2 separate regions of the Homo sapiens genome follow, and region 1 is linked to region 2. The links are chromatin loops, found by intact Hi-C in ENCODE. Cell type or tissue: chondrocyte. All regions are shown on one strand. Links, peaks and the distances in the headings refer to the core of each region. The heading gives the core; the rest is flanking DNA. Region 1 has its middle 87 kb from the start of DHX35. Region 2 overlaps ARHGAP40 (Rho GTPase activating protein 40).

Evidence for each region. Peaks named below come from ENCODE experiments on the same cell type or tissue, not always from the same donor. Only the 100,000 strongest peaks of a DNase experiment are listed, where the experiment ranks them.
Region 1: it touches region 2 in a loop (7-fold over the local background); 53 of 110 quality-filtered maps call a loop at or near these places.

The regions. Positions count from the first base shown.
Region 1 is chr20:39,042,267-39,057,260 of GRCh38, reverse strand. No RefSeq gene overlaps it. Among named protein-coding and RNA genes, the nearest start is that of DHX35, 87 kb to the right of the region's middle. RefSeq lists a silencer at 14,449-14,649. In chondrocyte, for the core only: CTCF peaks have their summits at 6,768, 7,021 (motif pointing left), 8,783 and 9,009 (motif pointing right); no DNase peak of the experiment used is centred there.
Region 2 is chr20:38,637,931-38,652,924 of GRCh38, reverse strand. ARHGAP40 (Rho GTPase activating protein 40) reads right to left here. Exons shown (of 15, transcript NM_001164431.3): 8 at 14,087-14,164; 9 at 13,539-13,698; 10 at 11,117-11,199; 11 at 9,015-9,221; 12 at 6,738-6,878; 13 at 5,799-5,968; 14 at 4,227-4,282; 15 at 2,272-3,168. The coding sequence ends at 3,077. Among named protein-coding and RNA genes, the nearest start is that of ARHGAP40, 44 kb to the right of the region's middle. RefSeq lists a silencer at 6,589-6,708. In chondrocyte, for the core only: CTCF peaks have their summits at 3,282, 3,481 (motif pointing left) and 6,628 (motif pointing left); no DNase peak of the experiment used is centred there.

The DNA.
Region 1 (14,994 bases), core at 3,478-11,477, 400 kb before region 2:
TTGGCATTTCCGGCTTGCAGCTGCACCTCTCCAGTCTCTGCCTCTGTCTCCACAGCAGCTTCTCCTCTGTCTATGTCTTTTCCTCTTCTGCATTTAGGGCTTACCCAGATAATCCCAAATGATCTCATCTTAAGATCCTTAGTTTAACTGCATCTGCAAGAACTCCTTTTATCTTTTTTTTTCTTGTTCTTTTTTCTTTTCTTTTTTTTTTTTTCTTTTTTTTGAGACAGAGTTTCACCCTGCCGCCCAGGCTGGAGTGCAGTGGCACAATCTCAGCTCACTGCAACCTCCACCTCCCAGATTCAAGCAATTCTCCTGCCTCAGTCTCCCAAGTAGCTGGGATTACAAGCATGTACCACTAAACCTGGCTAATTTTTGTATTTTTAGTAGAGACAGGGTTTCACCATGTTGGCCAGGCTGGTCTCAAACTCCTGACCTCAGGATATCTGCCTGCCTTGGCCTCCCAAAGTGCTGGGATTACAGGTTTGAGCCACTGTGCTTGGCCATTCCTTTTTCAAAAAAAAAAAAAAAAAAAAAGGCTACATTCACAAGTTCTCAGTGGACATATCTTTTGGGGCAAATTATTCAACTCAACGCACCCTCTAAGTTTTCTATTCTTCCGACAGAATGGTCTCAGTCCTCCTGCCATTCCTCAGATGGTGAAATGTCAAGGCTGCTCTATTCCCACTGGTACTGATGCGATGTACCCAATTGTCCCAAATACCAGCAGACATATCTCCATCTCTCCCACCAAAATGTCACACAAACACTTGTCAAGAGCCAGCTGAAGTTTCAAAACACTCTTCATCAAATTTCCTTGAGCTACAAGGGGCAGCATTAAGAAAAGAAAGCACTCAGGCCCACTTAGTTCTGCCGTTGACTGTGGTGAGCTTTTCCACTACTCTGAGCCTTGGTTTCCTTGTCTGAAACATAGGGACAATCATACCCAACTCATATATCAATGCTCCAAGCTCTCGAATAATCTCTTGTCTCACCTTAGGCTTCACATTCTTCTTAGCAAGGCCCTTCCCAGTTCAGACTCCCTGTATCGTCCCCACTCCACTGCCTCTGCCCTTTCAAGACCCTTGGCCCCTTCCTGGGCTATATCTGCTGTAGTGTCCTGGTTACAGTGCTACTGATTGAAGAAACAGAGGCCCAGACAAGCTCATACTCACAAACAGAGGCTGGTCCAAGACCAGCAAACAAAGCACAGATGGCCTCATGGCCCAATGCAACTGCCTTCACCCCTGCACCTACACCAATGCTTCCCAACGTTCTTCACATTATGGCACACAGAGAATGTGATAAAATCCGTAAGATTCACTGGGTACACAAATGAAGCTGCTCTGGTCCAAAGGTCCCAGCCTGGGGGCTCCACCAGGGCCAGACCTCCCCAGCCTCTTACCAAAGGCAGAGGGGATCTGTACCCCAGCATCTTTGGAGCCCATCTGCCATCCACCTTCAGGGCAAACACAGTGACCTGAGTGTCTGTGTCACCCAGTCCTCCAGAAGAGGAACTCAATTGGTCCTTTGCCAGCCTTGGACCTGAGAGTTCCCCTCCCAGAGAGATTTCCCCAAAATTGACTGAGAGCCAGTGCAACAGAAAGAGTTAAGGAGTCTACTTAAGATGTGAAATTAGCATGTCTACCAGTACCTATAGTTTCTGAGTTTTTTTGTTTTTTGTTGAGACAGGGTCTCGCTCTGTCATCCAGGCTGGAGCACAGCAACACGATCATAGCTCACTGCAGCTTCAAACTTCTGAGCTCAAGTGATCCTCCCGCCTCAATTCCCAAAGTGCGGGGATGACAGGCATGAGCCACCGTGCCTGGCCAGTCGCTGGGATTATCATTGCTGATATTCCTTAAGGAAGAAGGCGAGGGAAGTAAATGGGGGAGACACCGAAGATAATGTGCTGGATGCAGAATTCAGACATTGAAGAGGACAAGAGAAGACGTTTCTTCTTGGTCACTCTCATAACAGTTTCACTGGTCCTTAGGGTGGAGGGGTAGGGAATTACTACCAGAACAAGGAAGCTTATGGCTTTTTGTTTTCATAGTATACACCACGCTTAGGATACAGTCATTATGTTGAGCACCCACTAAGCCTTGGGCACTCTGCATGCATCATCCCCTCCCCCATATCAACCTCTCCTAGACCCAATACAGTTCACTGAGGGTGCAACCCTAAGCAAGGCAGGCCAGCCCTGCCCTCCGAGAGCTTCGCCTCTCAGGGAGCAGACCAAAAGGTGCAAATAAGCACATTGATAAGGCTGATATGGATTAAATGGCTTTATCATGTATTGTTATCTATATTGTACACTATATATTATTTATTTACATATAGTTAGCATCCATGTAGCTAAAAATAATAACATAATAAAGCAGAGCAAGAGTATTGAGAATGCAAGGGGTATTATTTTAGGTAAGATAGCAGGAAAGACCCCTCTGAGGAAAGGATATTTGAACAGAGATCTAAAGGATTGAAAGTGGGAGCCAAAGAGAGAGCTACAGGGAGAGCATGCCAGGTGGAGGGAACAGCAAATACAAAGGATCAGATTAGAATGTGCAGAAGAATTACTCAAGACATTTTTTTAAATGCAGATCCCTTGGCCCCTAGACTCAGAGATTCTGGTTCAGTAGATCTGGGAGGCACCCAGGAATTTCCATTTTTATATATCTCCAGTGATTCCAATGCAGGTGTTTCAATGACCACATTTTAAGAAAATATAGTTTTATATTTCTCCCATGGTTTCGATCCTTGATCATTCTCAATGACTTTGTTCTGTGCTTTTATAAAACCAAAAAGGCTTTGGGGGTTTAAGGTCTACACACCATAAAGTCAGAGCCTGGTATATCCTCCCAGCCCCTTCCAATGCATCCATGCACCCTTCAGCAATCAAGAGAGCAGATGATTCCCAGCCAGGGGATCTTGGGGGAGGGATCTTGGGGCTAGATGGGCTGTAACTGCTGGTGGGTGAAGGGTCTGAATGGTGTGCAAGCCAAATGCACTGCCCCTCTCCTCAGGGCTCTACTCACCTATCTTGGGGCAAGATACAGGGATGGCAAATGTTCCTCCATTGGTCTACCTGTCTGACCCCCCAGATTCCCCACTATACTCTGGAATAATGGCCAAGGCAGCCTGGGCTCTGGAGTCAGAGGGCTGGGTTCAAATCCCAGTTCCACCTCCTATAAGCCACCTGACTTAAGCAAGTGATTAAGCCTCTGAGCTCCAATGAATTCATCCAAAAAATGGAAATAAAAGTAGTATCCATACCTTCGAGTTAGTATATGACACATGGAAAAGCTCTTAATAAAACCTCTCATCTGCAAAAGCATTCCAATAAAATTTCATTCTCAATGTGAGTGATGTAATTATTAAATCAAAATAAATTCTGTGTATGCACAAGCCCAGTCTAATACGGTAGCACATTTAACAAAACACAGTCCAACAATCAGAAAGTGATCGGGAAAGGTTCTACTCTTTACTTGGATTCCTGAAAGAATGTCAAAGGATGTCATTACCCAACACAGTTCTTAAAATTCTATTTGCAGCCGGGCACGATGGCTCATGCCTGTAATTCCAGCACTTTGGGAGGCCGAGGTGGGTAGATCATCTGAGGAAAGGAGTTCGAGACCAGCCTGAGCAATATGGTGAAACCCTGTCTCTACTAAAAATATAAAAATTAGCCGGGCGTGGCTGCATGAGACTGTAGTCCCAGCCACCCTGGAGGCTGAGACAGGAAAACTGCTTGAACCCAGGAGGTGGAGGTTGCAGTGAGCTGAGATCACGCCACTGCACTCCAGCCTGGGGAACAGAATGAGACTCTGTCTTAAAAAAAATAAATCAATAAAAATAAAAATTATATTTGCATATCCTTTATTCTTTAATTTGCTCCCCCAACAGCTACCCAGCCACCCCCGAATCCTGCCATTTTCTCTCCCTCAACTCCCAGTCCAAACGATGTTTAGCCCTTACCATGCCGGCCCTTCACTTTTCCTCCCCCTCTTTCTTCCTGTTCACACCTGCCTCTCTCTGTTGTACAGCTTAGCCTTTTAGATACAGTTTTCCAGTCCCTACTTTTCCGTCCATCTCCCCACCCCATAATAATCATGACTGTCATTACAAATGTGGCACCTTTGGGACTACAGGCAGAGAAAGTGGTGATATCAGTGAAACAATGGAGAAAGAGTTTAACCCCCAAGCACACATGCTCACCCCTCAAAGGCAGATTCTGTGTGCTACGGCACATGCACGTATACGCACACATGCAAGGCACATTTGTGCCCACATATGTGCCATAGCATATGCATGTGTAAATGCCATGTGATGCGGTGCACGCATGTCTATGCACACATGCAAGGCATATTTGTACACATGTGCTGTAGCACATGCATATGTGTGCACACATACCATAAGCAAATGTAGGTTGTAGCATGTGCACGGGCGTGCAAAGACATGTGCAGGCACATTTGAATGTGTGCGACATAGTGTGCACATATGTGTCTGCACATGCCCTGTACAAATGGCATGTGCTGTAGTGCAAGCACACATGCCATACAAGCACCAGGGTTCTGTGGTCCAGACCTGGGGCAAACCATGAGTCCCAGGCCAAACGGCAGCCGAGCCAGGCCTCCCCACAGTCTGTCCTCCCTCCCACTTGCCTCAAGAAACAAAGACAGTTTATCAAGAACTCCCCAGTAAGCGGTTTTTTTAAGACCTTCAGCAGCAGCCGCCGGGCTGAGCTGAATGTCTCACTTTATTAGTGAGTTTGGCCTTGGGTGTCTGGCTGTTTGATCAATCCTGCCGGGGGTCAGTGATATTTCCTCCCAGCCCCCCCGCCCCTGCCCCTGCCCCTCTGCCGCACCTGATGAACAGCTTGCCCCTGGACCGCTGATCACCTATTGATTTTCCAGCCCGAGGCTACATCCGCCGCCAGCTGCCATCTCCAGCCCTGTCACCAGGACCACTTGGTGACTAACTGATCCCCCGGTCCCCTCCCACCCCCACCCCTCACTGCACACCCAGCTCCCCCACTCATGGCCCAACCTGCCCTTCCGGCTTTTTCTGTGCCCAGTTCCTACCCTCTCTTTCAGGGCTCAGTGCTGGGACCCTGGACACCAAAATCAAGTGACTCCCCAGCTAGCTTTGATGCCTGGCTGCATGACCTTGGACAAGTCACTTTAATCTCCTTGTGCCTCAGTTTCCTCATATGTAAAAATGGGGCAATATTGGAAGCTACCCATCATGTATATCAGGCAGCAGTTTCCACAGTGTATTATGGGCACCTCTGGGGTCTCTGAGACCCTTTCAGATGGTCCATAAAATTCAGAATAATGTTGACAATAATACAAACATGTTATTTGTGGGGGTTTTTTGCTCTCAGTGAAAGCTTTTTAAAACTCCCAGTGGAATATTACAGGGGCTACATGACATGTGGTATCTCAAAAACTTGCAGATGCAGATATAAAAATCAAACTGTCTTCTATTAAGGCTGACATTATAGAGATCTGCAAAAATATAAAACAAAGCCACACTTCCTTCTCTTTAAATTTTGTGTGTTGTGAAATATAGTTATTTGTCATAGGAATATATTATTTATGCTCACATGTAGTGTTTATTATTGCTATTTTAAATAAATTATAAATAAATATTATTAAAATTTGTTTTGACTCCTAAAATGGTAATTAGTGATAGATACAACCCACATGAACAAGAGCTTTGAGGGCCTTGATCATTCTTAGGGTGTAAAGGGTTCCTGAAGCCAAAAAGTTTGAGAACTGCTGGTACAAGATGCTAGCACTGTGTCTGGCTCACTGTAAGCACTCAGTAAATTATTATTGCTATGATTTGGAGTTGCTATCATTGGGAGTTAGAGTGATTTCTCCAGTCAAGCTGGGGAGGGGATTTGGGGGTGCAGATTTGGGGAGGTTGCCCCTGATTAGGGACATAAGTGGCACAAAGGTGAGATCCCCCCTGCCGGCTCCTAGCAGCCCCCTCACCTGGCACTCACTGCCAGCTTGGAGTGTCCAAAGCCATGGCCAAGGGAAAGGAGCACGTGGCTGATCTTGGCCCTAGCAGCTGGGATTGGCTGCACCTCGAGATAAACCTCCCTCAAAATTGCTCAGAGGGAGGCAGTTGGTGCAAAGAAGGAAGAGGCTGGAGAAAGAGATGTAACAATAGCTACTCCTCGATTAGCCTTACCATGTGTCAGGCATCATTGTAAGCACTTAAAGTTAAGTCATTTGAGCCCTGCGACAATCTTAGACAGTTGTTTAAAAATGTACATGGGATGATTTTGTTGTAATCAGGTATGGGAAGATGACAGACACAGAGTCAACTGCCTGAAAGGAAGATTGTATTACTTACAGTTCCCAAGAGGAGGGCACAACATTCAGGGCCACCTGAACAAAATGAACAAAAATGCAGAAATGGGGTGACCTGGGACAGTCTGGGCATCCCAATGGCCCCTCAGATTTACCATGGCCCATCTGCTTCTCCTGGCAGGCCCTTGGGTCTGCAAGAGCCCTGATGGTGGAGAGAGGGCTGCGCGGGTGGCCCCCTCCTGAGGGCTGGCTTTTGACCCCTCTCCCGCACCCACCCCAACTCCACTCTGAAGGACCCTGGCAGGCCAGGTCAATAATTAGAACTCCATAAAGGTTTGCTGGTGTTGATTTTTGTCGTTGCTTTTTGAACTGGGCCTGTAAAATGGAGAGGTTCATACCTTCCTTGGTGAAGTGGTCAAGATTTAAAGACTTGGTGAGTACAGTATAGCTTCTTGCAACGTGGACAGAGAAGGGGACACCGTCACGAGAGGTGCGGGGGCTGTTTTCACTCCGATGCGCTCAGACCGGGACTGAGCTGCTGTGGACGTGCCCGGTGGGCAGGCGGTGAGCTCGCACCGGGCAAGACACGGGTCTGACCCCTCCCCGCACTCACCCCCTCCCTGGGCGCTCGCAGGACCCGAAGCAGCGCAAGGGCGTCCTGGCTGCCCAAACGCGGGGCTCCAGCGCCGCCTGCCGGCCGCCGTGTGCAACGCCGACCCGGAAGTCTCGCCGTCTCTGCCTGCGCTGGGGACGCGCGGGACACCCGGTTCCGGGAATCCCGGTGGGGGTCCGACCTTGCTTTGGGCGCAGGGAACGCGGCTCTGCAGGACGGGCTGCCGCCGAGGGCATCGGCAAGCTTCGGGGTGTGGACCGTGCCTGCGCCCGCTGCATCCGTTTTGGGCAAGGCTGTGGCTTTTTGAGCCTCAGTCACTCTTTGCGGAGGACGAACAGGGTGGGAATTCGACTTCTCCCACCGCAGCGTCCCTGCAATCTCGTTCTCGACGACGTCCCAGCCTCCCTTCTAGTCCAGTCCCACCCCCAACATTCCTCCTACCCTACTCGCTGGGCACTTCCCGCAATTCCAAATCCCGGCGTGTGGCTCATCCACGTGAAAACCCTTCAGAGCTCCTGGTTGTCGCATAAAACGTTGCTTTCATATTAAAACGAACATGGATTCTGGGAGGCAGAGGCTGGACGATCCCTTGGGCCCAGGAGTTGAAGGTTACAGTGAGCCATGATCCCCACTGCACTCCAGCCTGGGCAACAGATCGAGATTCTATGTCAGAAAAATAAAAAATACATAAAAAGTAAATAAAACTAACATGGATCAGACAGAATGAAATTGAGAGAATGTGGAGCTGCCCAGCTCAGAGCCACCAAGCCCCTAGGAGTCACAGGGGAAGGAGACTCCCAGAGCTCCTGCAAGCCAGCCAAGAGGGGGCCCATTCTCCCAGGGAAACAGCATTGTCAAGGTGGGCTCCATCTCCAAACCAAGCTCCAGAAGCCAGGTCAGGAATTGGGACAGGGCACAGGAGGGACAGCTTGTCTGTACTCCTGCATGTCTGGGCCTCAGCTGACAGTGACCCAGAAGGCTGGGCCCTGGAAGAGCTGGGCCAGAGGACCCACTTCTCAGATGGCATCATGAACCACAGCCCATGAGTAGCCTCTCCAGCATCCTGGTTATCAGGTAGCTGGCTTGCTCGGGTGGCAGTGTCCCAGCAAGCCAGGCAGGAGCTGCATGGCCTTTCGTGACCCAGCCTCAGAAGTCACACCACATCACTTCACACAACCCTGGGTCAAAACCACTACCAACTTGGCCAGATTCATGAGAGGGACATAGACCCCACCTCTGCATGGGAGGCATGTCAAAGAATCTGTGGGGGGAAAAAAAAAGGCACGGCACCAGTCCATCTATTTTTATTTTTTTTTTTTTTAGACAAGGTCTCGCTGTGTTGACCAGGCTGACATGCAGTGGTACAACTGATCACAGCTCACTGCAGCCTCAAACTCCTGGGCTCAAGTGACTTTTCCGCCTCAACCTCATGAGTAGCTAGGGCTGGAGGCACACATACCACACTCGGCTAATTTTTTAAATTGTTATTTTTTTGTATAGACAGGGCCTATGTTGCCCAGGCTGGTCTCAAACTCCTGGCCTCAAGCCATCCTCTAGCCTCAGCCTTCCAAAGTGCTAGGATTATAGGCATGAGCCACCATGCCCAGCTCCATCTAGAAACTATGGTTTTGTGGCCTAGGGAAGGTGTCACCTGGATAAGGTATCACCTATGTTTCACCTCCAAACTCAGGTGCTCCCTCCAGAAATGGCACTGGTCTCTCCATCCCCACTGGATGAAAGATGGCCAAGAGAGACCTCCCTGAACCAGTTGCAACAGCTCAGGGCCATGACAGGATGAGGCCATGGAAAGGGGACACTGCAGGAGATGGCCGAAAAAGCAACATGATTTGCCTCAACTGTCATTTCTTAAATCCAGACACAGGGAAGGGAGGGGAAGTGGGGGACACACAAGGAATAATGGGGGGGAATCAAGGAACTGGGAGAAGAGTTCTTATAGTGCCTCTGCCCTTCCATATCTGCTCTATCAGGTTGTCAGAAGCAAGGGACCAGAAACACAGTCCACTTCCCCTGAGCCCATTGCCAGGAGTGGACAGCAGTGTGGGGACTCACTGCCTCCATGTGGCCAGCAGAGGGCAGCATAGCGCTGCTCTGCTGCATCAGATGCCTGGCAACTTGGCAGGGCCAGTCTGGAGGACTCAGGACTCAACAGGACCAGACTCAGGACCCTCCACATCCCTGGCTAAGGACGGGCTGCAGCCTGGATGTGGGTCATGTTTTAGCACGTGAGCTCCAGGGAAGCAGGGACTGTGCTCTGTGTGCAGTGGTCTCTTATCTGCAAGTGCTTCTGGGTGTCCAGTGTCAGTGAGTTGTGTTGTGAAGGGCACAAAGGTGTCCATCAGATTGTTCCTGGGTGGTTCTGAGCAATGTGTGTGTCCTGATGCCAACACTCATCTGGTGTCCAGCAGCTCCACGAGCCTTCCACTCACTGCTCCCCCTGAAAACTCCAGTGTCCCGAGCCCCAGGGCCAGGCGGGCCCCACTCCGGGCCTCTGTGCACCCCCACCCCCTGACATGGTCCTCCCCTCTGCTTAGGTCCTGGTCACCTCTGGCCTCTGCCCATCTTGAGGGTGGGGGCCCTCATCACCGCATCTGGTTCTTTCCGGGGTGACTTCCTATCTCCCTTGTTTAAATAAAAGGAGTCCACCTTGAAGGAGATGCGGGGACCTGCACACCACGGCACCAGGGAGGCTGGGATGGGCATGGAGGGAGGGGCAGCGGGTGCCCTCTGTGACACACGTGGAGGGAGCAGAGGCTCCTGTTTCCTGAGCAACCCCTGACCCAGCTCCTTTCTGGAATTTTACAATGGAGCTCACTGTGGCACCTGTGCACATGGAAGGACAGGAGGGAGGGAGGGAGGGAGAGGGAAGGAAGGAAGGAAGGCTTGCTGGTTTTAAGTTATTACCACCCCATTGCACTGGTAAGGAAACTGAGTTGAAGACAAAATTATGTCTTGCCAAGGGTCACAAAGTTATCTAATTTTGGGTGTGGGGCTTAAACCAGGTCTCCTCCAGACCCAAAAGAGTATATCCTAAATGATCCCATGTGTATGAAATTCTAGAAAAGGCAAAGTTAGCCCATAGTGACAGAAAGCAGAATAGTGATGCCTGAGGCTGGGGGGCAAAGTCGGGGTGGCTGTTGACTACAAAAGATCATGAGAAACTTTTTGGGTGAAAATGTTCTATATTTGATTTTGGTGGTCACTGTGGTGTACTGATTTGTCAAAACGTATTGACTATCCAATTAAATGAGTGCACTTATTACATGTGAATTATACCTCATTAAAGGTGGTCATTTTTTAATTCGGATCTTCTGACTTGGAGCTCAGTGCTCCTGTCCTCCCTACTCAGATGATGCCCAGTTGTGGTGTCACTAATCTGGGTCCTGTGGCCTGTAAGGGTTATTCACATACCCAAAGGGTGTCCGAATTCCATCTGTGCATGAACAAGATCAATCAAGAGAGGCTGTGGGGATGCAAAGCCCTTTTGTCCTAATCCTGGCTGGGGCAACAGACTAATCAATTGGCAAAAATCCCATGTGAAAAATCTAACTCTCATGCCTATAATCCCAGCACTTTGGGAGGCTGAGATGGGAAGATCGCTTGAGTCCAGGAGTTCGAGATCAGCCTGGGTAACATAGTGAAACCCCGCCTCTAAAAAAAAAAAAAAAAAAAAAAAGTTAACTCCATCTATGCCCACTAAGAACAGGGCCAGGCATCATCACAGTTCAGGAGAAGTGACCTTGGTTTATTAATCTGGGGACAGGAAACCTACCCTGTCTCCCTAGAAGCTGAGTTCCCACGACCCCATCACCACTGGGTCAAGAAATCGCCCCAGAATCTGCCCTCCTTCTGAGTCTGCAACTGAAGTCGGGAAGACCAAGGGTGATTTAGAACACCCTTCTCCAAGCAATGGAAAGCTTGGAGTAAGACTTACATTGTACAAGTTCCCTGGTGGTCTCTTCCAGTTTGCATGCTGCCTCACTAACCTGGCCCAGATTTCTGCCTCCTACCAGGCAATCTTTGGAAAAGCAGACACCAGTGCTAATTAAACTGGTTCTAAATGATCAGTAAGCCCAAGAGAGAGGAGGGAGCCACATCTGGGTGTAGCAAACACAGCTCAAGTCTACATGCTCCTCGGATGGCAAAAGCTCATCAGGATCTTCAAAGCCTTGGTGTATCCAGTTCTCTTTCGCCTCCTGAAGGCCAAAGGCTCAGAAGCAGAGTGCCAAGTGCCGAAGTGGAGGGAACAAGAGTCCCTATGGGCTGAGAGCATAAATTCCAACCTAAGGATACTGATCAGCAGGAAGGACTTAAATGACACTGTCTGTCCTACTGGTTCCTGCCCTGGAAGTATGAAGGCGCTCTGCCCAGATAAATCCTATAAGCTACCCTCCATTTTAGTAGCCTATTTAATCATAAACTGGGGAGGGCTTTTCCAGTGAGTTCCTTCACCTCTACTGAAAGGGGCCGCGGGGCTGCATGTCTTTGACTCCTTGGTGATTAGACAAGCTCTGCGGCTGTTGCTGGCTTTCAGATTGCCGATGAAAATTAACTGTACCATGGGGCATGTAGAATAAACACGAGTTAAAAGGGTGTCCCAAGGAGATCATGTATCTGAGTAAAAATGCGCTGTGATAGGGAAAAAAAGCATCAAAATGTCTCATGTTGTTGGCCGACTCACTCCATCCAGGGTAGAAGTGGTTCCTGCCAGAATATGAGCTTGGAGGTGGGAGGCAGGCTTCTGAAGCCAACTCCACAACCTCCTGCCTCCCGGGGCCACTGGTGAGCAGGTCTAAAACCTTAGACAAGAAGGGCTATGTGTCCTAAAATCCACATCTCCTCCAGATGAACACTTGAGGCTCCTTATCCCCATCTTACTTCATTTTACATTTTATTTTATTGCCAATCCTTGTGTCCTACCCCCACCCCCACAGGCAACACTTGCGATGCACATCTTGTTTGTACATATTTTTGCAATCGTATTGGTTTTGTGTGCATGTAGTTTTAGTCTCCGTGAACAGGACTATCACATCAGTTTCTTTTTTTTTTTCTTTCTTTTTTTTTTTTTTTTTTTGAGACAGACTCTCGCCCTGTCGCCAGGCTGGAGTGCAGTGGCACGATCTTGGCTCACTGCAACCTCAGCCTCCCAGGTTCAAGTGATTCTCCTGCCTCAGCCTCCCGCGTAGCTGGGACTACAGGTGCACACCACCACATCCAGCTAGTTTTTGTACTTTTAGTAGAGACAGGGTTTCACCATGTTGGCCAGGATGGTCTCAATCTCTTGACCTTGTGATTTGCCCACCTCGGCCTCCCAAAGTGCTGGGATTACAGCAGTTTCTTAATTCTTCCACTCAGCTATTTCTCAGGTCTGTGTTCTATGAACCTGCTCTGTACTGATCCACAGTGTCATCCAATACATTGTCCCTGCACACCTCCCAGGGATGGACATTAGTCCCCACCCCATCCATCACACCAGTAAGCATCCTTACATGTGTCTCCTAAGGACCCGGGTGAGAATTTTGTTGGGAACACACCCCCAGAAGCAGAGTTTCTGGGCTGTGGGGCAGGAACACACATGAGTAGTCCCAGGTGGCTCTCCAGGACTGCCGTACCAGCTGCGCACAGAGGCCGCCGCATCTCCATCCGCCACCTTTCCACTGTGTTGCTAATCTCATTGGTGCAGAGTGATGTCTAATTGTTGCTTTAGCTTGTGTTTTCCTGATGACTAACTTTGAATATCTCTTCAGTGGTTTGGTGGAGTGTTGGGTCTGCCCCTATACATTGCCTTCCATTCCCTGTGCCCATTTTTTTCTGCTGGAGTTGTCTTTTCACTGGTGATTTATAGGAGCTCCTTGTACATTCCTGACATTTAATCCTTTGTTTGGAATACCTTCCCCCAGCTCCCACACCTACAGGTAGGCCTTTTGCCAACCACTAAAGCAAATTAAGCATAATAAGAAATGAAGAGGCCGGGTGCGGTGGCTCACGCCTGTAATCCCAGCACTTTGGGAGGCCAAGGCGGGCGGATCACGAGGTCAGGAGATCAAGACCACGGTGAAACCCCATCTCTACTAAAAAATACAAAACATTAGGCAGGCACGGTGGCGGGTGCCTGTAGTCCCAGCTACTCAGGAGGCTGAGGCAGGAGAATGGCGTGAACCCGGGAGGCGGAGCTTGCAGTGAGCCCAGATCATGCCACTGCACTCCAGCCTGGGCAACAGAGCGAGACTCTGTCTCAAAAAAAAAAAAAAAAAAAGAAATGAAGAGAAGGGGGGCAAAGGAAGTAAAATAAAATGGGAAGTCAACTGTTGAGTTTTAAACTAATACACTAAAGTAGAAGATGAAAATCACAGAAAAGGCCAGACACAGTGGCTCACACCTGTAATCCCAGCACTTTGGGAGGCCGAGGTAGGTGGATCACTAGAGCTCAGGAGTTCGAGACCAGCCTGTGCAACATTAAGAAACCCCGTCTTTACTAGCTACCGGGGAGGCTGAGATGGGAGGATCACTTGAGCCCAGGAGGCCGAGGCAGCAGTGAGCCCATATTGCACCACTGCACTCCAGCCTGGGTGACAGAGCGAGACTCTGTATCAAAACAAAACAAAAAGAAACAAAAGAAGATCACAGAAGAAAATATTTATAGAACCACGACAACAAATGTCCAAAATAATAGTTAGACAAACAAGCAGAGTACAAAAAAGACCAAGACGTTAACATAAATGTCGAGGAAAAAATACTTTTGAAGAGCATTAAAAATAAACACGACTGCATTCTTTTTAAAACTTCGCAGTAAAAAGGAAAATAATGCAGAGGTCAGAGAGGTGGAGATTAAAGGGGTGAGGCATACCCATGAGGAAAAACAAAAAAACAACAGCAAAGGGAAAACACAGGGACAGCAGACACCAAGCAAACTGAAGACCGCACTTGAAAACAGAACAAGCCTAAAATGCGGGGAAGAAAAGCAACCAGAGAACGAGGCTAAAATAAACAGCCTGAGGGTGAGCTGGTAAGGCCTTATCAGCCAGCTCCTGCTCTCCTGGGGTCCAGGGCGATGTAGAGGCTGATGGCAGTGGTGGGGACGCAGAAAGGAACTCAGGCGACCTTTGGGTCCTATATGGGTCCGCCCATCAGGCTGAGGCCAGCAAAGAACCTGGCTAGGACGTTCATACTTGGAGCCACTGATGAGGCCATGGTCAAGAAGCCATGGGCAGTAGCCTGTGCTGGTCGTTCACCTGGCTATGGAGATCCTGGGGTATTAAATCCTGTGCCTGCACCACCCCTCCCTTGTGAACCTCCCAGCCTCCCTAGCCTGCTCATTGCCTTCAGGAGAACCCACAAGTGGGAGCGGTGGCCATGTGTGCCAGAGGGCCTGGGGGAACGCTGCGCTGGGAATCTCTTTGGCCGCACTTAAGCAGGCAAGGAGACGCCCTGTTCCAGCAAGTCCAATGCCACCCAAGAGTGCAAAAGGGAACACTGCCAGGATTCACCAGAGACGTCAACGTGTCATCCTTGCTTGCTGGAGGGAGCAATGACTGTGAGGACCCAGGGACAAGCCCTCTCCAGACCGTCTGCCACGCAAATTCCACCTGGTCATCCACAGTAGCCAGCTGTTTGTGCAATTATTTGATTGGCTATTTCCAGTTCCAATGACTCAGAAAAAAAGAAAAAAAAAAACAGATTAAACTGACAAGAAATCCAGAGTTCCATCATCCTGTTTCATCACAAATTAGAAGGCTGAGGAGAAAATTCAGATGAATCATTGGAGAGTGGAAAATACCTGATCTTATCTTGAGGTGAAAAAGGGATATGGGGCTGAGACTTGCCAACTCGAATTCTTCCAGGGGATAGAAATGTCCTCCAGCGGCGCCAAAGTTCACTTGAAACCCAGGTGGGTGCTTGGCAGTTCAGATCCACTTCCCAGAATGATGATCTTGGTGCTGATGCTGCCAGATGCCCTGCCCGGCCCACTCAGCCACAACCCAGTAGTTCCCAGACTTGAGGATTACATCAGTTTTTGTTTCATCATTTTGAATTGGTTTT
Region 2 (14,994 bases), core at 3,234-11,233:
GGATTGGAGTATATTTTGGAGGGAGGTCCAAAAGGCTTGTAGGTAGACCATGGGAGGTAGAGAGGACATTGGTGAACAGAAGTAGCAACTCTGGCTGAATCCCTTGGTATCTCCCCAACTTAAATAATTTGTCCAATTTTCCTACTGCTGTTCTTGACTCTTCTTGCTGTCACCTATCAGGCACTTGATATTGCTTCAGGAAATCATGGTGTGACTGAAAAAGCCCTGGATTTGGAATCAGGCATCCAAGTTTCTCACCCTGCGTGTGACTTTGAATCCATGGTTTAACTTGTCTGAAACTCAGTTTCTTCATCTGTAAAGTGGAACTATGGTAACACTCACCTCATAGGATTGTGGGGCTAATGCTAGGCTAAATTCATGCTTCATCACATCTTGGCTCTTCAGATGGGGCTGCTAGGGAAACTGAGGCCGCTCAGAGGCTCTTAACCAGCTACAAGCTTCAAATGCTCTATTGAGGAATTCCAGGACAAATGTCAATCCCTCCTTACTAGGTCTCCTTGGTTTAAGAGAAATACCTTCTCTCATTCTGAGATTATTTGTATTGTGGGATGAGGGAGGGAAGAGGGGACATTGAGGAAGTGACCATTACCAAAACACTTTTAAATATGGGTATTTATGGCAAAACAGTTCATATTTATGGTCTAAAATAGTAGAGCTTGCATCTTGACACCAGATTAACCTGTCACTTATCAGCCATGCAGACAAGTAATGTTAACTTTCTGAGCCTTGGTTTTTCCTCTCCTATAAAAAGGGAATAATAACGTGTCACATAGGGTTGTTGTGAGAATCAAAGGAATTAATATCTGTAAAATGCCTGGTGCGTAGTAACTGCTTAGTGACAGCTGCCATCATCACCATCATTGCCCAAACTAAGATACTGGATTATTGTGAAGATCAAACTTGTCAAGCTCTTGGCATCATCACCATCATCAGTGGCAACAGCAGTAGCATCACCATCATTATCATCACCATCAGCATCATCGTTATTATCACCATCATCGCCATCACCATCATTACCATTATTACCCTCACCATCATCATCATTACCATCATCATCATCACCATCATCACCGTCAGCAGCATCACCATCATCATAACCATCAAAACCATCAGCAGGATCACCACCAGCAGCAGCAGCAGCATCACCATCGTAATCACCACCATCATCACCATCAGCAGCATCGCCATCAACACCATCAGCAGCATCACCATCATCATCACCACCATCACCATCGGCAGCATCACCATCATTATCCCCACCATCATCATCAGCAGCAGCATCACCATCACCACCATCAGCAGCATCACCATCACCATCAGCATCAGTATCTCACCATCATTGCCTCACAGGATGAAGCAGGTTCTGTTGATGCCCACCCATATCCCTTCAGCACTTGCCATCTGTGTACAGTGGCCAATGTCTACTTGCCAGTATCTGTATCTCTTCTTGAGGGCTTTCTCTGAGTATTGGAGCACACTGTGCCTGCACTCTGGCAGGCGGAAGTACCAGGAAACAAATACCTATACTCCTCAGGAGCAGCTGTCAACCAATGACTCACAGGAGTTGAATAAACACACTGGCTCCCTTGACCCTTGGGTAGGGTAACTCTGAAGGACATCTTCCATACTGTTTCTCAGAGTTCTCCAGTGGAATTAAGCTCGAGATGCCCCCAGTGGTAGCTTGCTTGTGATTGGGCACCCTTTTATAGACTGCCTCCCCCTCTTTCTCTCATATCCCCACTCTCTTGCATTTCTTAGGACCACTATTTGCATTTGAGTCTTTGCCTCACATTTTGCTTCTGGGGGAACCCAAACCGAAAACACTGGATTATTGTGAAGATTAAATTTGTGAACCTCTTGGCACATAATTAAATGCTCAGTAAACTCATTGTTAAGTGAACAAATAAGCGAAGCCTCACCTGGCCTGAGGATACAGACCCAGGGCAGAGGAGAAGAGGAAGGGTGAGACCTGGGACTGTAGGAGATGAGAGGATTCCCAGAGAGGCTGTCCCTGCAATGCCCCCACCCTTCAGCAATGGGTATCATTACTCCATGCCTCCCCATTCTGAGTTCTCTTCCTGCCCTCCCGCCCCCGGTGGTTGTGGGTTCAAGGCGTGGCTGGATCACATGGGCCAGAGCCCTTTGAGCAGCTCAGCAAGATGCTCTCGTCACCAAGCTCCCACGTCAACTCGCTGGAAGGACAACACCTACCGAGCACTGGACTGGAGAGAAAAACAGGCAAAGTAAATGTGACATTGAACTTGTTGTGCCTTTACTGTTTAAACAATTACGTTTACATATTATATCATATTACAAAATGACAAGATTGTACAAATCAACATGTAAAGCATGAGAGCTGTGAAGCAAAGTCTTCCTCTGTCCATTTCTCCCGGGGCTGGTCATGGCTACAATCTTGGCTTCCTCTCCCTGAGGCCCTAGCCCCTCATCCTGAAAGGATTCTGAGAGGGCAAGGGGCTTGTCCAAGGTCACAGAGCTCTCCTGGTTTTGTCTCTGGTGCTGCTGCTACTACACATTGTAGGGCCACTTTCGAAACAATTTTGCCTGGGGGGAAAAGACCCCAACTACCTCTTGATAAAGGTACTGCATTTTTAATTTTCCTCCAGTCTGGAAGCCACAGACAGAAGCCCATGGAGATCCAAGCGCCCCAAGTGGTGGCGTCATACAGCAAGCTTGGTGTAGGAAGCAACTCTCTGGAGGGCTGGAGGGTGGAGGGGAGTGAGGGCATTGTGTGCACGGTTAAAACATGAGAGCTGTGAAGGGAAGTTCTTCCTCTGTCCAGTTCTTCCAGGGCTGATCATGGCTACAGTGTTGGCCTCCCCTCCCTGAGGCCCTAGCCCCTCATCCCCTCTGAGTGGAGAGAGCACCACCCCTGAGTCTATTTCTGAGGGGTCTGAGAGGCATTTCAGAAAAGGAAGCCTTGGAATAAAACTCAGACCCTCCCCTGGAATAGCTTTGTTCTCATGCTGGGTACATGGACACAGAGCCAGCAGGGGAGAGGAGGAGGCATCCAGGCTGCTCCTGAGACTCGCAGGGTTTAGGTGGGGTTCTGTTTAAGGACCCACTCACCATGCGGGTTGGCACGGTACAGATCTAAGAGGTAGGCATCTGGGTCCAGGCGATGCTCATCTGTGGGAAGAAGGGGTGAAGGAGGTTGAGTGGGAGGCTGTAGGAGATGCTGTTCCCCTGCACAGAGCCCTTCACCAGGCAGTGCACTGTCCCCTGGCTGTATGCATCTTGACTGCTACAGCTCACAGCTACTTCTTTTGCTGGAGAACTGAGCTCCGCTGAGGGAAGATGCCTTGCCAGAAAAGTGACACCCCCTTTCCCCTGGGAAGCCCACGGTCGATGACTGACGGACACAGATGTACTGAAGACCAGTGCCCTTGCCTCAGAATGCAACAACTCTGATGTGATTTGTTCTCTAGAGCCACCTAGTGGATCAGGCCAAGCTCCAGGATGCGAACACTCCTGGCCCCTGCCCCTTCCCTATCCTCCTTCACTCTGTCCCTTGGAACCCTTTTCCTGAGGGGCACCCCCTCAATGCATCGTGTACTACTGAAGACATGTCTTAGCTTCTGCTTCTTGGCCAGTGGCCCTCAAAGTGTGGCCCCCCGACCAGCAGCATCTGCAACTCCTGGGAACTCATCAGAAACACACATTCTTAGGCCCCGCAATCTGTGTCTTAGCCCTCCAGGGGATCCTGAGGTTCTGGTAAAGTCTGAGGATCATTACTCTAGAGAATGCAAAGGGAAACAGCGGCCCATCCTTGGTTCCCACAGAGCCAGGGAACTCCCAGAGCTGGATATGTGTTTGCAGAATTCCTTAAGGACTCCTTGGCCCCTAGGCCAGGGATGAAGTCCATCCCAGCTAGGGTGTCCCAGAGGCGTCGGTTTCACTGGTGCTACTGTGAACCTTCACACTAAACAAATCTTCTGCATCTCTCTGCAAGCCTGAGGCCAGCTCTAGGCAAAATCCAAACTCCAGGATAGGCTCCTAAGACTTGCACAGGCTAACCTTTAACCTTACAGCAGGACTCCACCTGGTTTCATTGAAGACAGAGACCTGAAGGGAGGGCTCATCTGCAGGCCTACTCTGGCCTCCCACAGAAGGGCCCAGTGAGCCTTTGAGGTCGAAGAACTCCCAGGGACCCGGGCTCTGTTCCTGTTTCCCACAGTGGAACTTACTGATATTCCCTCCAACTTCATAGAGGAGGATGTTGGCTGACTCCATGGACCTATGGCTGTAAAACAGAGAGAGAGAAAAAAAAAACTACTGCCTTTTTCTTCTGGAAACATCAAGACCAACAACTGTGCATGGCCCCCAGCCCTGGAAAGGGCAGTCCTCACTGATTTTTGGTCCTGCTGGGGAGAAGCAGCATAAGGACCCTCCTGAGAGAGCTGGAGCCAGTGACAGAGTCCAGCACCCAGGGGCTGGGGAGAGGTAGCTGGAGGGCACGTGGTGAGGCTCAGCCAGGGGTGCACCCCGCTGCGAGGCCCCTTTCTTCTGGGCATCAGAATGGAGACTGCGAAGGCAAGGGAATGAGTGGTGACAGATGGGGACAGGAGCCTGCTGTGAGGGGAAGATTTTGAGTCAAGATGGATTATGGACATTGTATGATTACATATGATAATGATGCCTATCATGTAAGAATCACAATTATTATATGATAATTATGGGTATCCTGAGTTCAATTCCATGGCCTCTTTTCTGCCATGTGGCCTAAGGCAAGTCCCTTCTCTTTTCTGAGTCTTAGTGCTCCCATCTGTTCAAGGAGGAGCTGGATCAGATACTTGCTGAAGATGACAGTCTGAGGGTCCCTTGTGCCAATGCCAACAAGGAAGCTCTTGAGGTCTCAGGCTGTTTCCTGTACCCTAGGAATGATGGCTGCACATCAGCCCCCGACCTTCTTCCAGATCCTTGGCCAGGCTCTGCTCCTTGCTGCAGGACCTTTACTGTGCAGTTTTCTGTGCCTGGAAGCCTCACCTCGCTCCCAGATGACACCAGCTTCCTTGGCTTCCAGACACATTGTTCCCTGCATTTCTTATGAAACCTAATACAGTTTGTAACTTGATCTTTGATTCGTGACTATCTGCTTTATATCCAGGTCTTCCTCAGGACTGTGAGCTCTTAAGAGCAGGGCCTCTGTCTGTTCTTTTCATGGCTAGTCTATAATTCTCTTAATACATGGTGGGCCAGGTGCGGTGGCTCACGCCTGTAATCCCAGCGCTTTGAGAGGCTGAGGTGGGCAGATCACTTGAGGTCAGGAGTTTGACACCAGCCTGGCTAACATAGTAAAACCCTGTCTCTACTCAAAATACAAAAAAATTATCCAGGCATGGTGGCAGGTGCATGTAATCCCAGCTACTTGGGAGACTGAGGCAGGAAAATCGCTTGAACCTGGGAGAAGGAGGTTGCAGTGAGCCAAGATCGAGCCACTGCACTCCAGCCTGGGTGACAGAGCTAGACTCCATCTCAAAACAAACAAACAAACAAACAAACAAACCAACAGAAAAACATGGTGCCTGGTGGTAGGCATTCATTAAATACCTATTAAAGTGAATGAGTGAGTGGTGGTCATCATGATTATTACTTGGAGCCAAGAAACTCTCTAAGATTGGAGAACCCATCTGACCACCCCAGAAAGGGAAGGCCAGGTCAGGCCAACAGTATGTGTAACCCCCTGGTGGCCTTCAGCTCTGGGGTGCAGAGCCCTCCCTGCAGGGAAGAGGCTCCTGCCTCCAGGAGGTGCCTCTTACTGTAGAAGGAGGCTGTCCATGTCCTCACTGTCTTCTTGACCCTTGGAACCAGGGCTGAGGTGCTCTGTGAACTGCCTCAGGACGTGGGCCACTTTGGTGCTGGGGGTGAGAGGCACCTTCAAGGGGTCCTTGATAGGCCAGACCACCTGGATCTTTGCCACCTTGGGAGTCTGCAGAGAGAGAGAGAGAAAGATCCATATACATAAGAGTCAGCTTGCCTGGAGTTCCAACGTGGATGCATAAACACGCATACATGGCACTTACGCAAATGCCCACGCTGAAAATCACAAGATACACACACACGCATACCGGACACTTGGGCACAGATCACAGACATACACATTCCAGATGTGTGTTTGTGTTTCTATGCCTATGTTTGTGTTTCTATGCCTGTGTCGGTGCACTTGTACACACAGCAGGAGTACATGCAACGCACCCACAAACACAGACATGTAGGTTTGTATAAAGACCCATCACCCACACATCGTGCACGGTGCAGCCTCAACGCTCATCAATTTCTCTAATCGGGACTTTAATAAGGAACCGTGTTCAGGACCCCTCCTAGGAATACTCAGTATTTTTGGAAGGCTCTTCCCTTCTACTATCCCCCACCCAGCCCCAATCACCTCACACCCCGCAGAGCGACTCCCATTTTCCCAACCCTCGGCCAGGGGCTGCCGAAAAATGGGGCGGCGGTGACGGTTTCTAGGGGAAGTCTCCGAGTCACTCCATTTCCCCTCCCCAACCCGCTTCTAAGCCCTCGTTTCGCAGCCACGCCTCCTCGCTCCCCGTGACGGCGCCGCAACGCCCCCTGGTGGCCTCACTGGGCCGTTGCTGGCAGCCCGGTAGCGGGGACCTGGAGGAAGGGAAGCACCGCGCCCCAGGTGCCCTCCTGTCGCCTCGGCCCTTCTCCACCTGTCTGGGGTCGGGGGCACTCACCGCCTCGAGGCCGTCCCCCGCCTTGTCCCTGTCTGCGTGCATCCTCCGCAGCCAAGTCTTGAGGCCTGCGTCGCAGAGCTGGGGGCGCCTGCTGCTACTGTCGTTCAGTTTTCGCACCTGGGCGACCAGGAAAGAGGCGACCTGGCCAGAAAGGATCAAGTTTTGGCAGGGGGATAGGACTTCTGGGGGCGAGAGGCAGAGCCCTCTCCAGGGTCATCGTGGCCTCTTCCCTGGCCCAGCGTCCCACAGGGCTTGGAAATATGCATTTGTTGGACACGGGACGGAAGCACTGGTTTGGTGGAATGAGGAGGGGGCATTCAGCCCCTAAAGTGGACCTTGGAGTAGGGGACCCTGAGAGTGGAGCCCACCCTGAGGCTTAGTGGATAGTGGTCCCCTCGACAGAAGCTGGAGGGTCCTGCACCTGCTGAGGGATAGCTGCTCACTGGCACACTCAGGCAGGGGTGTCCCCAAAACACACCTGGAGCAGGCTCTGCTCTGAGAACCCCCAGAGAGCCCACACTGGGGGATTCCTACAGAGACCTCCAGATCAACCCATGCCTCTCTGTGGGATCCGAACCCAGCAGAGTCAGAGAACCCAGACTCCATGGACCCTGCTAATAACATGTTTCTGTCTCCCAGGGTCTGACGAAACTGGAGTCGATTCTGAATTCCCCTTTTTGCTGCTATGTGTGTGCTGTCTAAAGGTGACACACACGGGGAAGAGCGAGGGTGATGGGGGTTCTCCCCTTTCACTTTTTCTACATCTATGTTTTCTGAAGCTTTTCTAACAAGAAAACATTCAAGAATTTCTTGAATTTTTAAAGCATCCTCCAATAAAAAGAAGTATTACAATCCAATGTCTTTCAGTAGCAACATTATCTCAAAGGGCTGAGTGCAGAGAAGAAAGGAACTATGGGGGTATAAGGGGTGTATGAGGGAGGAGTAGGGGACTTTCGACAGAGGAGTTGACTTTTGAACTAGGAGGTCTTGAAGAATGAGCAGAGGACACCAGGCTTCTGCCCTTAGAAAAAAAAAAAAGGGAAGGGAATTCCAGGCAGAGTAAACTGCATAAGCAAAAATTCAGAAGTGTGAAGTACTAGATGAGTTTGGAGTGCCAGCTGGCGTTTGCTGTGTTTAGAACACAGACGAGTGCCCAGGCAGGGTAGGAAGAAAAGTGGGAACAGTCAGAGAGGGCTTCACTTGCTGGTTTCTGGAATAGGAAATCTAACCTAATGACCATGGAAGAAGGAAGGGATAGAGGGAAGGACTGTGGGTGGATGGATGGGTAGATAGTGGGATAGATGCATGGTTTGGTAGATGAGTGGATGGATGGATGGGTAGATAGTTGGATAGATGTGTGGTTTAGTTGGATAGATGCATGGTTGAGTGGATGGGTGAATGAGTGGGTGGATGGATGGATTGGTAGATGAGTGGAGAGATGCATGATTGGTGGATGGGTGAGTGGATGATAGATTGGCATATGGGTGGATGGGGGAGTTGGAGGAATTAATGGATTGATGGGTGGGTAAGTAGATGGGTGGGGGGGATAGGTGGGTGGGTGAGTGGGTGGGTGACGGGCAGTTGCATAAATGGATGGGTGGGTGGATGGATGGATGGGTAGGTGGGTGAGTGGGTGGATGGATGGGAGACTGAATGGAAGGATGAATGAACAGATGGAGGGAAGAGGCTACGCATCGCTAGGTGAGAAAGCAGCCTGGTCAGCAGTGGTAGATGGTGCTGCCTTGTGTTCACAGGAGTCTCAAGAGCTGGAGGGGTCTCAGTGCTAGGGGCACCATGCATGCTGACACCGCAGAGGGGCCTCTCTCCTGCTCTGGCTCCTCCCCTTGCTGTCACTTGTTACTCAGGGCAAAGCTCACGGTGGGGGCAGGAGGGCAGGGGTATCCCTGTTATCTGGTTCTGGGCTCTGTCTTAGGCAGGCCCTGTGATCCTGGGCCTCAGGGATGGGGCTTTCTCAGCAGCATAAAAGCTTTGATGTGAAGGAATTATTTGCAGGAGTTGGGGGAACTCCTGCAATCTGGGGTAGACCAGATGGCAGCAGACTGACTGAGAGGCATGGCAGTGGAGACAGAAAGTGAAGACACTTCTTCTTGGTTACTAAGGCAGGGGGAGGAAGAAAACACAGGCCTGTGCAGAGGCCAACAAAGGTCCTGGAAGGGACACACTAGGGAACTGAAAGGACAATGCCCAGGCTCCTGGAGAGCAGGGGCGGCACGGCAGCTGCACCCAGAGGGATACCCAGCGCCCAGCAGCACTCACCGTCCACAGCAGATCCTGGTAGTGCACCATTATCTGCACCACCTCGGCTGCCCCTTCTGCCAGCTGCTTCTCCTTGCCTTTGGGGAGCTTGGGGGGCCGCCCTTGGTGCAGAAAGAGGTTAGGGGCCATCACGGTGGAAACATTCCTCAGAGTCATCTTGTTGTGCTGTTCCCGGGCCACCACCTTCCTGAGGAATTCCAGCAGTGCCTAGGGAAGGGTGCAGAGCCTCCCTCAAATCTCAGCCCATCCCTGGCGCCTCCCCACCATCCCCAGGGCATTCTGATGAATGATAAGGGGGTGCTAGGAAGGAGCCAGGAGCTGGGAGGGCAGCAAGAGGGGCTCCCGTTCCAGCTGTGTCACCGGCCCACTCCATGACCTCTCTGTGTCTCCGTTTCCTGCTCTGCAGTGTGTCCAAGACTCTTTCCCTCCCCTGCTCCCTCAGAGACTAATGAGACAACTGGGTCAGACTTCAACTTCCAGGTAGAAAAGGGCCACAGGTCTGGAACATGGGTCATTTCCTGGTGAGGCCCAGGATAGCTCCTTCTTTCTGGAGTCTGGGTCTACCCAAAATGCAAAGGAAGGAATAGAGAAGCAGAGATGCTGGGAGAAGCAGAGACACTGAGAAGAGCAGCAGAAAGTGATGAGAGCTACCACTTACTATGTATTCTTTGTGTTCCTGGGCCTTTAATTGGTACATCTCATTTAATCCTCACAGAAACTTTATAAGGTAGGTTTTTTTTGTTTGTTTTTTGTTTTTTTTTTTTTGAGTCAGAGTCTCACTCTGTCTCCCAGGCTGGAATGCAGTGGTGTGATCTTGGCTCAGCTCACTGCAACCTCTGCCTCCCAGGTTCAAGTGACCCTCCCACCTCAGCCTCCCAAGTAGCTGGGATTACAAGTGTGCACCATCACACCCAGCTAATTTTTTTATTTGTAGTACAGACGGGGTTTCACCATATTGGCCAGGCTGATCTCGAACTCCTGACTTCAAGTGATCCTCCCGTCTTGGCCTCCCAAAGTGCAGGGATTACAGGAATGAGCCACTGTGCCTGGCCAAGGTAGCTCTTATTATTGCATGTGTTTTACAGATAAGGAAACAAGCTTGGAGAATGTGCCAAGAGTCATATAGCCAGTAAGGACAAAGGGACGGAGTGAAGAAGGGAGGGAGGGATGGATGGATGGAAGGATGGATGGATGGATGAATGGAGAAAGAAAAGATTAATAGATGGACGAATGAGAATAAATGGGTGGTGGAAGGAAGAATAAATGGAAGGGAGGTGGGAGGGAAGGAGGGAGGGAGGGAGGAAGAAAGGAAGGGAGAGAGGGAGGGAGAGAGGATAGGAAAAGAGGACACATATTGAGTACCCTGCAAAGCATCATCTTCTACCCCATGATTCCTCATGAGTTAGCTTTTATGATTTCCAAAACAATTAGACAAGATGCTATTAATGCTATTATCATCCTCAGTTTACTGAAAAGGAAGCAGAAACTCAAACAGGAAGACCCGGGGCCTCCTCAGGCTGATCCTGGAGGCACATCTTGAGTCTGACTGAAGGACAGTCAAGACGGTACAGGGAGCTGGGCCAAGGCCCTGCATCCATTCCCATACGACAAGGAGAATTTGCTAAGGGTCTGTTTCCCAAACTGGTTCTGCATGGAACACCAGTGCCATGCAATGCTTTCCACAACAAAAGAGGTCTGTGATCAACTGAGTTTGGAGAGTGCTGCATACTCTAATCCCACTTGGAGATTCTCTAAAGCCTCAATATACCAAAGGCTTTGAGAAGTCCTGGGGAGAAAAGTATTCTTAACCTTGTTTCATGAACTCTGTGTTTACCCATCCATGCTTGGCCACAAGGTGCTAACACCTGTTAGCACCACGTGGAACTGACGCTCTGCAGTGCCCACTCCGGGACTATCCCCTTTCAGGACTCATCTACTTTCTTTAAGAAAAAGTCTCAAGAGAGGTTTGTGTGGGTCATCACTGAACCCTAGCACCTGGCAGAGTTGTTGAATGAATGAATGAATGAATGAGCACATTTGAAGCCATGGCTGTGGCTGTGGGCTGAGATGGCAGAGTGGTGGTGGTGCATGGTAACTCTTACCTTTAAGGCATTTCTGTTGGGTTCTGGGAGGATGAGGATGAGCAGGTGAAGAACCTGCAGGCGCTGCTTCAGGTTGGGGATGTCTGCGGGAAGGGAGGGACCTCAGTCTCCATGGGAGGCTCAGGGACTCCCTCCCTCAGTCTGGTCTCTTCTTGGGGAAATTCCAGAGCTGGAAAGCCAGGGGACAGCCAGGAATCCCTTTTTTCATAAGGTGTGGGACTATTTCCTTGTCTAATGTTGGCTCAGACAGAGCCCTGACCAGTGCTCGTGGGAGGTTCACTCGCTATACTTTGTGTAACAAAATAAACACACGCATGCATGTGCAGGCAAGCACATGCCGCACAGACCTAGATGCAGTCCAGGCTGCAGCCCAGGGTCAGAAATGCAATGAACCAGCAAATCACCCTTAGGAAGGGAGACAGAGAGCTCAATGGGCCCAGATAGAAGGTTTTCATGAAACCCTCTGTGTTGTGAGGGTTGAAAAGGAAAAGCTGTCTCACACCTGGTGTCAGGATCTCCGGGGAGAGGAGGTAGGTAGGAGGAGGTAGTAGTTATAGATTCAAAGAAGGAGTTCATCAGAGCCAGACAAGACCCAGCAGCTGAGAGCTGGCTGGAACCTGGAGAAGAGCTGCGTAGGAGACAGAGGCTGAGCACCCTGGGCGCCAGGCCTGCGACCCCATATGACCTACCTACCTACCTTCCTTCCTTCCTCCCTCCCTCCCTCCCTCCTTCCCTTCTTTCCTTCTCTCACTTATCAACAAATATCTATCAAGTACCTGTCAGGTGCTGTGCTCAGTCTAGGAATCTTGGACACAATAGTAAAGGAGGAAAACAAAGTCACAGGCTCATGGAGCTTACATTTCAGAGAGGAGACATAATACACAAGCAAAGAATAAATCAGAGTATGATGGGCATCATTGCATCATTATAGAGGCTGGCAGGCAGCATGATGTGTGGGGTCACGGAAGGCCCCTCGCAGGCAATGACAGCCAGCTGGAACTTGAATGGCAGAAAGCAGCCAAATGAGGGTGGAGGGAGGTTCCATTCAGACACAGCAGCAAGTGCAGAGGCCCCAGGGAAGGAAAGAGGAGGGGGAACAGCAAAGCGAGAGAGCCTGGCCAGACAGTGGGGAAGGAGGGGCCCAGGAGGAAAGGGGGCCAGAAATAGGCAGGACCTGAGCCGGAGGAGGTGGGCCTAGTAAGAAGTGGAATCTTATTACAAGAGTGCTGTGGAGGGTGGGCAACAGCATAGGGAAGGAATCTGATTTATGTTTTGCAATGAGGTTGAGGCCAAGCCTGATGGTTCATGCCTGTAACCTCATCACTTTGGGAGGCCAAAGTGGGAGGATCGCTTGAGGCCAGGAGTTTGACACTAGCCTGGGCGACATAGCGAGACCCCCGTCACTACAAAAAAATGTTAAACAAGTATGCCAGGCGTGGTCTCATGTGCCTATATTCTTAGCTACTTGGGAGGCTGAGGCAGGAGAATCACTTGAACCCAAGAGTTCAAGGCTGCAGTGAGCTAGGATCATGCCACTGCACTCCAGCCTGGGTGACAGAGCAAGACCCCATCTCTAAAAAAAAAAAAAAAGAAAGAAAGAAGAAAGAAGAAAGAAGAAAAGAAGAAAAGAAGAAAGAAGAAGAAAGAAGAAAGAAGAGGAAGAAGAAAGAAGAAGAAAGAAGAGGAAGAAGAGGAAGAAGAGGAGGAAGAAGAAGAAGAACAACAACAACAACCAAAACGCTGCGGTCGTGAGAATCAAAGGTCAGAGAGGACCTCTCAGGATCCCTGTCCCTAGCTTGGGGGTAGAAATCAGACTGCCTGAGCCTTGGAGCTTTTTGGAGAATTCAGAGAGACAGGGAGAACCTCACGGTTGTGAGTGAGATCTCAGGAGAGCTGCTGTATTTTTTTGAGAAAAATAGAAGTGACTATCTTTGTTCATTGTGGATTGTGAAGAAGTCCAGACAGGAACATATATATGCAGACTATACATACAGCAAGGTCCGTGCAACACATGCTGATCTGCAGATGTGCACACAGATGGACATGCACACACATGTGTGCCCACAGATACACAGGTAATGATGCTGATAAGCTCAACCCCATGGATGTCAAGATGTGAAGGAAACTAGTCCACTCATCCATGTGAGAACTAATAGGGACTGTAGTGTGCAAAACCTTAGCCTCCTCTCCTCACACACCTGCACACATGCCATACAACACACGCAGGACACGCGTGCACATGTGTATGTGCACACATTGGGCTCACATGTTCACACTTGCTTCTTCCCCCATCAGTTGGACATTTCTGGAACAGACATTTCCAGGAACACGGAGTCCTGCCTTTGCATGGCTTCCCCTCTCCACCAAGGCCAGTGAGCCAACTCTCCATCCCTGCACAGGCTAAGGGCTTGGGCACACTCACTAGGCACCACGGCGAAGGCCGGGAGGTACTCAGCCGTGAGCAAAGGTGTCGGCAGCTTCCGGATGAACCTTTTGAGCAAATCAGAGGCGTCATTGTGATGAACCTCGTCCCAGCTAAAAAGGCCAGCATAGAAGTCTCTCTCCAGTTTCTGTTCCAGCCCCTACAGGAAGGCGGGGCATGAAAACACAGTTGGCCCAGGGCTCTGGTAGAAGTCGCTCTACCACTTCTCTGGGGCTTGGTTTCCTCATCTGCAAAGTGGGGACAACAAGAGCACCTCCCTCGTGGGGTTGAAGTAAGGACGAAATGGTCTAACGTGCGTGTCACTGAGCACAGAGCTCTGCTCATTAAACGTTGGTGGCCTGACTCCAGGGCCCACACTCTCTGCCACCATGCTCATCATGCCACCTTCAGCCTCTCAAACCCTCGACCCACACAGAGACCAAAGACAGATCACTGGCGAGTCAGGGACTGGTTTCCCTCCCGGCTTAACACACATGTGAGCATGGGGGAGATGCAGCCTCAGTGAAGCCAGGAAGCCAAACCATTACCTTGACCCTGGCCTGGGATCCGGGCACCCTGAGAATGCCTTCCATGTCCAGTCCTCTCTTTTCCAAACAGGACAGCAGCTGTCAGAAAGAGAAACCAGCATTTAAACCAGGAACCGCTGAAAAGCAGGATTCAAAATGGTGTGTTTGTCTCCCATGAAAATCAGAAAGAGGGGAGTACCAGGAGAAGGGTTTCCTTCGGAATAATATTAGTTTTTGTGACCACTTCCATGAGCCCAGCATTCTGAGAGCTTCATACACATTTTTCTCATTTAATCATTGATAAGAGGAGGATACTGTTATCATCATCCCAATTTACAGATGTTGAAAGGGAGGCTAATGAAAGTTCAAAAATCTACCCTTGACTTTAAGATTCAGAAGTTAAAAAGAAAAGAAAAGAAAATCCACCCCAAGGATCACTTGAGGCCAGGAGTTCGAGACCAGCTTGGGCAACATAGTGAGACCCTGTCTCTACAAAAAAAATTAAGACAAAAATTTACTTATTTATTTATTTACTTATGTATTTTTTGAGAGAGTCTCTCTCTGTTGCCCATGCTGGGGTGCAGTGGCGCGATCTCGGCTCACTGCAAGCTCCGCCTCCTGGGTTCACACCGTTCTCCTGCCTCAGCCTCCCAAGTAGCTGGGACTACAGGTGCCCGCCACTACACCCGGCTAATTTTTTTTTTTTGTATTTTTAGTAGAGATGGGGTTTCACCGTGTTAACCAGGATGGTCTTGATATCCTGACCTCATGATCCACCCGCTTCGGCCTCCCAAAGTGCTGGGATTACAGGTGTGAGCCACGGCGCCCAGCCAAGACAAAAATTTATAAAATAAAAACAACAACATCAACAACAACAACAACAGCAAAAATCCACCCCAGGTCTCTGAGCCAGCAAGTGCCAGAGCCAG